Linked DNA regions of Homo sapiens: region 1 is linked to region 2. A link is an interaction called in ENCODE POLR2A ChIA-PET data of the cell type or tissue named here. Cell type or tissue: A673. All regions are shown on one strand. Links, peaks and the distances in the headings refer to the core of each region. The heading gives the core; the rest is flanking DNA. Region 1 overlaps DBF4B (DBF4B-CDC7 kinase regulatory subunit). Region 2 overlaps LOC107987243 (a long non-coding RNA gene).

Region 1 (2,906 bases), core at 190-2,689, 240 kb after region 2:
GGCTCACTGCAACCTCTGCTTCCCATGCTTAAGCAATTCCCCAGCCTCAGCCTCCTGAGTAGCTTAGACTACAGGCTTGCACCACCATGCCTGGCTAATTTTTGTATTTTTAATAGAGGTGGGGTTTCACCATGTTGCTCAGGCTGGTCTCAAACTCGTGAGCTCAAGTGATCCACCTGCCTCAGTCTTCCAAAGTGCTAGGATTACAAGTATAAGCCACTGTGTCTGGCCAGATTTTTTAAAAATATAAAAATAGAGATGGGCGGGGGGGGGGGGGGGTGGTCTCATTATGTTGCCCAGGCTGGTCTCGAACTCCTGGCCTCAAAGTGATCCTTCCCCCTTGGCCTCCCAAAGTGCTGGGATTACAGGTGTGGTCTATCTCCAGAGATAGTTCATGGATATATAGGTACATGTGTATCCTTCGTTCCCTCTTCTTACATAAAGAATCATATAGGCTGGGTGTGGTGGCCCACACCTGTAATCCCAGCATTTTGGGAGGCTGAGGTGGGTGGATCACGAGGTCAGGAGTTCAAGACCAGTTGGCCAACATAGTGAAACCCCATCTGTACTAAAAACACAAACAATTAGCCGGGCGAGGTGGTGTGCACTGTAATCCCAACCACTCAGGAGGCTGAGGGAGGAGAATCGCGTGAACCTGGGAGGCGGAGGTTGCAGTGAGCAGAGATCACGCCACTGCACTCCTGCCTAGGCAACAGTGTGGGACTCATTCTCAAAAAAAAAAAAAAAAAAAAAGAATCATACAGTATTGACTATGCTGGATGTTACTTGCTTTTTCTTTTCATGCTGCCCCAGGCTGCACTCTCCATTTGGCAGGGGTGAGGCACCACTCGGATCTCCTCCAGCCTCTACCCCTGGGAGGAAGGTTGCACCAGTGAGGGGATAGAACTGGAGGCTGGGTGTGGAATATAGACTTTTCACATTAAACCATTTGTAACACAAATTTTAAACTTTTTAAATTTAAAAATTTTTAAACTTTAAAATATAATAATGATTTCAAAAATGTAAAAATTTAAACACTTCTTCCTACACATATTTTCCACATACACACGTGCCTGGAACTTTGATGTCCCACCAGGGCCAACTCCCTGCCTAGGCGCCTCACATGCAGATACCAAAGCTTCATTGCTTCATCTTCCCTTTACAGCCTCTTAGCTCCTCTGTGATCCCAAGGCCATCCCAGGCCTAGCATCACTGCCAGCGCCAAGCCTGGGCCACCTTCTGACTGGCTCTCCCTGGTATCCCTTGTATTGGGACTTAACCTCACCTCTTTCTCTCTTTGCTCCCATTTCATCTACTGCCACATTCCCTTAATTTTTTCCCTCCTATTTGTACTATTTTCTTACCCACAGCCTTTGTCAGCTGATGGAAACCACAGAGCCTCCTTGGCCCCAGGAACTCCAGGGCTGAGAGTCTGCTCTGTTCTCTCCTGGTCTATAACCCCACAGCCCAGAGGTTAGAAAGGGTCTGAGAAGGCATCTCACCCATCACCTGAGCTGAATTCCTTCTCTACTTTGGTTAATGAGGGTTCAAATTCTCAAACATCTGCAGAGTAGAAACATTAACAAGCCCACAAGCCATGAGCCACGTAATGCAGCGATCTTCTCCCCCGCCCCGCCCCTTAGTTATTCCTGATGTTTGGCCCAACCAGTTTAAACTTTGATATTCACTGAAATCACATGAGAGCTTGTAAAATGCAGCTTTTGGGGCTCCATCATCAGATATTTTGATTCTATAGATATGGGGTGGAGTTTAGGAACCTGCATCAGGGTTTCACTCTGTCACCCAGGCTGGAGTGCAGTGGCACAATCATAGCTTACTGCAACCTTGAACTCCTGGGCTCAAATGATTGTCCTGCCTTAGCCATCTGAGTAAGTGGGACTACAGGCACTTGTCATCACGCTTGACTAATTTTTTTTTTTTTTTTTTTTTTGAGAAGGAGTCTCGCTCTATCACCCAGGCTGAAGTACAGTGGCGCAATCTCAGCTCACTACAACCTCCGCCTGCCGGGTTCAAGCCATTCTCCTGCCTCAGCCTCCCAAGTAGCTGGGATTACAGGTGTGCACCACAATGCCTGGCTAATTTTTTTTTTGTTGCATTTTTAGTAGAGAAGGGGTTTCACCATATTGGCCAGGCTTGTCTCAAACTCCTGACCTGAAGTGATCCGCCCCCTTAGCCTCCCAAAGTGCTGGAATTACGGGCATGAGCCACTCTGCCTGACTCATAATTTTTTACATTTTTATTTTTATTTTTTGTAGAGGCAGAGTCTTGCTATGTTTGTGTGCCCAAGTTGGTCTCAAACTCCTGGCCTCATGTGATCCTCCCACTTTGGCATCTCAAAGTGCTGAGATTACAGGCATCAGCCACTGTGCCCAGCTAGAACTTGTATTTTTAATTAAAGAGACCCCAGGGGACTCTGATAATGGTGGTCTATAGATATGAGTTTGAGAAAGCGGTCTATTGTCTTCTGTGTATACTCGGTAAACCCTGCCGAGTGAGGTAACTGCTGGGTGCACCATGTCTGGTTGCAATGGTCCATGCTCTGGGGGAAACAGTGCAGGCCAGGGGTTCTGGGCGGACAGGGTAAGAGTGCTGTATCTCAGCAGTGAATTAACAAATAGGTCTTCTTCGACCCTTAAGGAGAAGGGGGTGCCCTTCACAACCCTGGCACCTCCCTTTCTTCTTCAAGTTAAATTCTTCAGTACGGATGAAGAACACAAAATAAAATGGATGAACGCTCCTAGTCTCTCTTCTCTGGGCTACGTTCCCAGAATAGACTTTGCCTAAGGAGCAAACACATGGCCATTCCCAAATCTGACCAGCAGGCCCCCGATGGGGAGGACTTTGGCCTGTAACCAGCCCTTGGTACTCAGGAACCAGAAAGACCC
Region 2 (2,906 bases), core at 255-2,754:
TTGATGAGCAAAGTGTGCTTGAGAGTCCAGTTCAAAACTTCACTGATATCATGGAAGCCAGTAGGAAGCAAAGCTGAGGTCTGTGTTTATTTTGTGTAATTTAATTAATTTTTGAGACAGGGTTTTGCTTTGCTGCCTAGACTGGAGTGCAGTGGCTCAATGATGGCTCACTGCAGTCTGGACCTCCTGGGCTCAGCAATCCCTCCTCCCCCAGTATCTGGGACTACAAGTGTGCAACACCATGTCCATATAATTTTTTTTTTTTTTTTGAGACAGAGTCTCGCTCTGTTGCCCAGGCTGGAATGCAATGGCGCGATCCCGGCTCACTGCAACCTCACTTCCTGTGTTCAAGCCATTCTCGTGCCTCAGCTTCCCGAGTCGCTGAGATTACAGGTGTGCATCACCACACTCGGCTAATTTTTGTATTTATTTTTTGTAGAGACGGGGTTTCACCATGTTGGCAAGGCTGGTCTCGAACTCCTAACCTCAAGCAATCCGCCAGGCTTGGCCTCCTAAAGTGCTGGGACTACAGGCACCCGTCTCCGCGTTCTGCAGCACAGCTGAGATTTGCATCTGAGTCTCCAGGTGGCTTCTCAGGGTTGGCAGAACTGAGCACAGGAAAGGAGGTTAGTGAGGGAGGCTGGGGGGTTGGGAGCCTTCCCAGGGGTTCTGTGGGGCGGGTCTAGGGGGCCTTTCTAGATGGCAGGTGCTAGTGCGTGGGAAAGAGAAGCCGAGGGCCCTGGACAGCTGTGGGGACGGGCCGGCGCTGACCAGCCCAGCGCGCTGAGATTCGCTTCTGTCAGCGTCAAACTGCAGCGCAGGCCCTGCCGACTCGGTAACTAAAGCCAGCCTCGTAAGTGGCTAATTGATTTCTGTTCCCTGATTAAATGTGCAGCACTTTACATGGCAGCAGAAGGAGGTCAGCGCTCCCCCCACTTCTCCAGCGCCGCGTGCGGAGAGACAAAGAAATTGATTTTCCAATCGATGCTCTGAGCAATGATTAAATGTTCTCTGCACAGTGGGCCTAATGAGTCCCCAAGGGGCGTGCCGGCCCTTTAATTAGAGACTCCCACGGGGGCCTGGGATGGGGGCTGCCCTGGAGTGAGGGGGTCCAGCCAGGGAGGAGGCCCCATCCCCAGGGATCGGTGGCCTGGGCCTCTGAGAGATACTGTTTGGGGGCCCCTGGGCGTAGAGACCCAGCGGAGGGGTCCCTAGGCAGGGGGATCCCATAGAGTAGCTCCCGGGCTGAGAGGTCCCTTGGAGGGGCCCCTGAGCTGGGCCCTCGAGGAAGAACCTGGGCTACAAGGATGGAGGCTGGAGGCCCCCGAGTGAATGCACAGATTCACCCACGTGAGCATGAGCCAGGCATGCACCCCCTCCCGCCCCAACCAGAGGACAGACGCAGGCCAAGGCCTCCCTGTCCTCTGCCCCCCAGCATCCAGGCAGCCAGCAGTCCTTTCCGTCAGTTCAGCTCCCCCATCTACGGCGGCGGCGGCGGAGACCCAGACAGGAAATGAATCCCCTCTAAGCGGCTGCTGCGTTTTCCTCACCCAGCTGCCCCATTGGAGAAGCCGACTGAAGACTTTAGAAATTCAAATGAGGCTCTCGGGGGAGAGCGAGTCTTAAACATTCCCCTGCGCTGGCGGCTTTATTGAAGGAATAAACTATATTTGCAAAGTAAGATATTAAGGCTGTCAGTTTCTCTTAGGGATATAATGAGATCCTGGGAGGGAGAGAGGCCGGCAGGATGGAACTCCCAAGGGCGGGAGCCCCAGCCAGGAGGTGGAGTGAGCTGCCCCACCGGGCCAGACAGAGCCCCGCCCCACTGCTACCAGCGCCACTAGGAGCCTAACATCCCCCTCAATCCACCATCCCACCTCCCCTGTCAGAGCTCCTAAGGGATGGAGGCCTGGGTGGAGGCAGGAAGATAGAATGGCTCTGCCTAGCCCTGGAAACCCCAAGACAGTGGAGCCCCTAGAAGTCTCCAGCTCAACTTACCCACCAGCTCTGCCCCATGGAGAGAGCTCTGCTCAGGAGACAGGAAGAGAGAGCAGGGTTGGAGCTGAGACTCTGATGTGGGGCTGTGGCTGAGTCTAGGCTCTCCTAATTTTTTTTTTTTTTTTTTTTTGAGACGGAGTCTTGCTCTGTCACCAGGCTGGAGTGCAGCGGCGCGATCTTGGCTCACTGCAATCTCTGCCTCCCAGATTCAAGCGATTCTCCTGCCTTAGCCTCCCGAGTAGCTGGGATTATAGGCGCGTGCCACCACACCTAGTTAATTTTTGTATTTTTAGTAGACACGGGGTTTCACCATGTTGGCCAGGACCTCGTGATCCACCCATCTCAGCCTCCCAAAGTGCTGGGATTACAGGCTGAGCCACCGTGCCCGGCCAATTTTTAATTTTTTAAAATAGAGATGTGTTCTTGCTATGTTGCCCAGGCTGATCTCAAACTCCTGGGCTCAAGCAATCTTCCCACCTCAGCCTCCCAAAGTGCTGGGATTACAGGTGTGAACCACGATGCCTGGCCAAGGCTCTGCTATTTTGTGAGCTGTATGACCTTGGGCACATTATTCAACCTCTCCGTGATTCTGCTATCTCATCTCTAAAATATTAGTACCTACCTCTTGATTGTTGGAAGGATTAAATGATTTATTACATGGAAGGTGCTTAGCATGTACCTATTTTATGGGTGATGCTCAATAAATATCTTATTAAAGAGTTGAGGGCAGGAGACAGGCATGGTAACTCACACCTGTAATCCCAGCAATTTGGGAGGCTGAAGTGGGAAGATCGCTTGAGCCCAGGAGTTTGATACCAGCCTGAGTAACCAGCAAGACCCCATCTCTACAAAAACTTAAAACATTAGCTAGGCATGGTGGTGTGTGCCTACAGTCCTAGCTACTTGGG

The links. ChIA-PET counts read pairs that join two places held together with the same protein. Peaks named below come from ENCODE experiments on the same cell type or tissue, not always from the same donor. Only the 100,000 strongest peaks of a DNase experiment are listed, where the experiment ranks them.
Region 1: POLR2A ChIA-PET joins it to region 2 with 6 read pairs; 2 of 35 experiments call an interaction of 5 or more read pairs at or near these places.

Annotation. Positions count from the first base shown.
Region 1 is chr17:44,741,455-44,744,360 of GRCh38, reverse strand. All of the region lies in intron 10 of DBF4B (DBF4B-CDC7 kinase regulatory subunit), which reads right to left. Among named protein-coding and RNA genes, the nearest start is that of ADAM11, 16 kb to the left of the region's middle. In A673, for the core only: no CTCF peak of the experiment used is centred there; no DNase peak of the experiment used is centred there.
Region 2 is chr17:44,986,420-44,989,325 of GRCh38, reverse strand. LOC107987243 (a long non-coding RNA gene) reads left to right here. Exons shown (of 6, transcript XR_007065771.1): 6 at 440-477. It also overlaps the pseudogene LOC112268183. Among named protein-coding and RNA genes, the nearest start is that of C1QL1, 20 kb to the right of the region's middle. In A673, for the core only: no CTCF peak of the experiment used is centred there; a DNase peak (open chromatin) is centred at 1,555; H3K4me3 peaks cover 262 bases.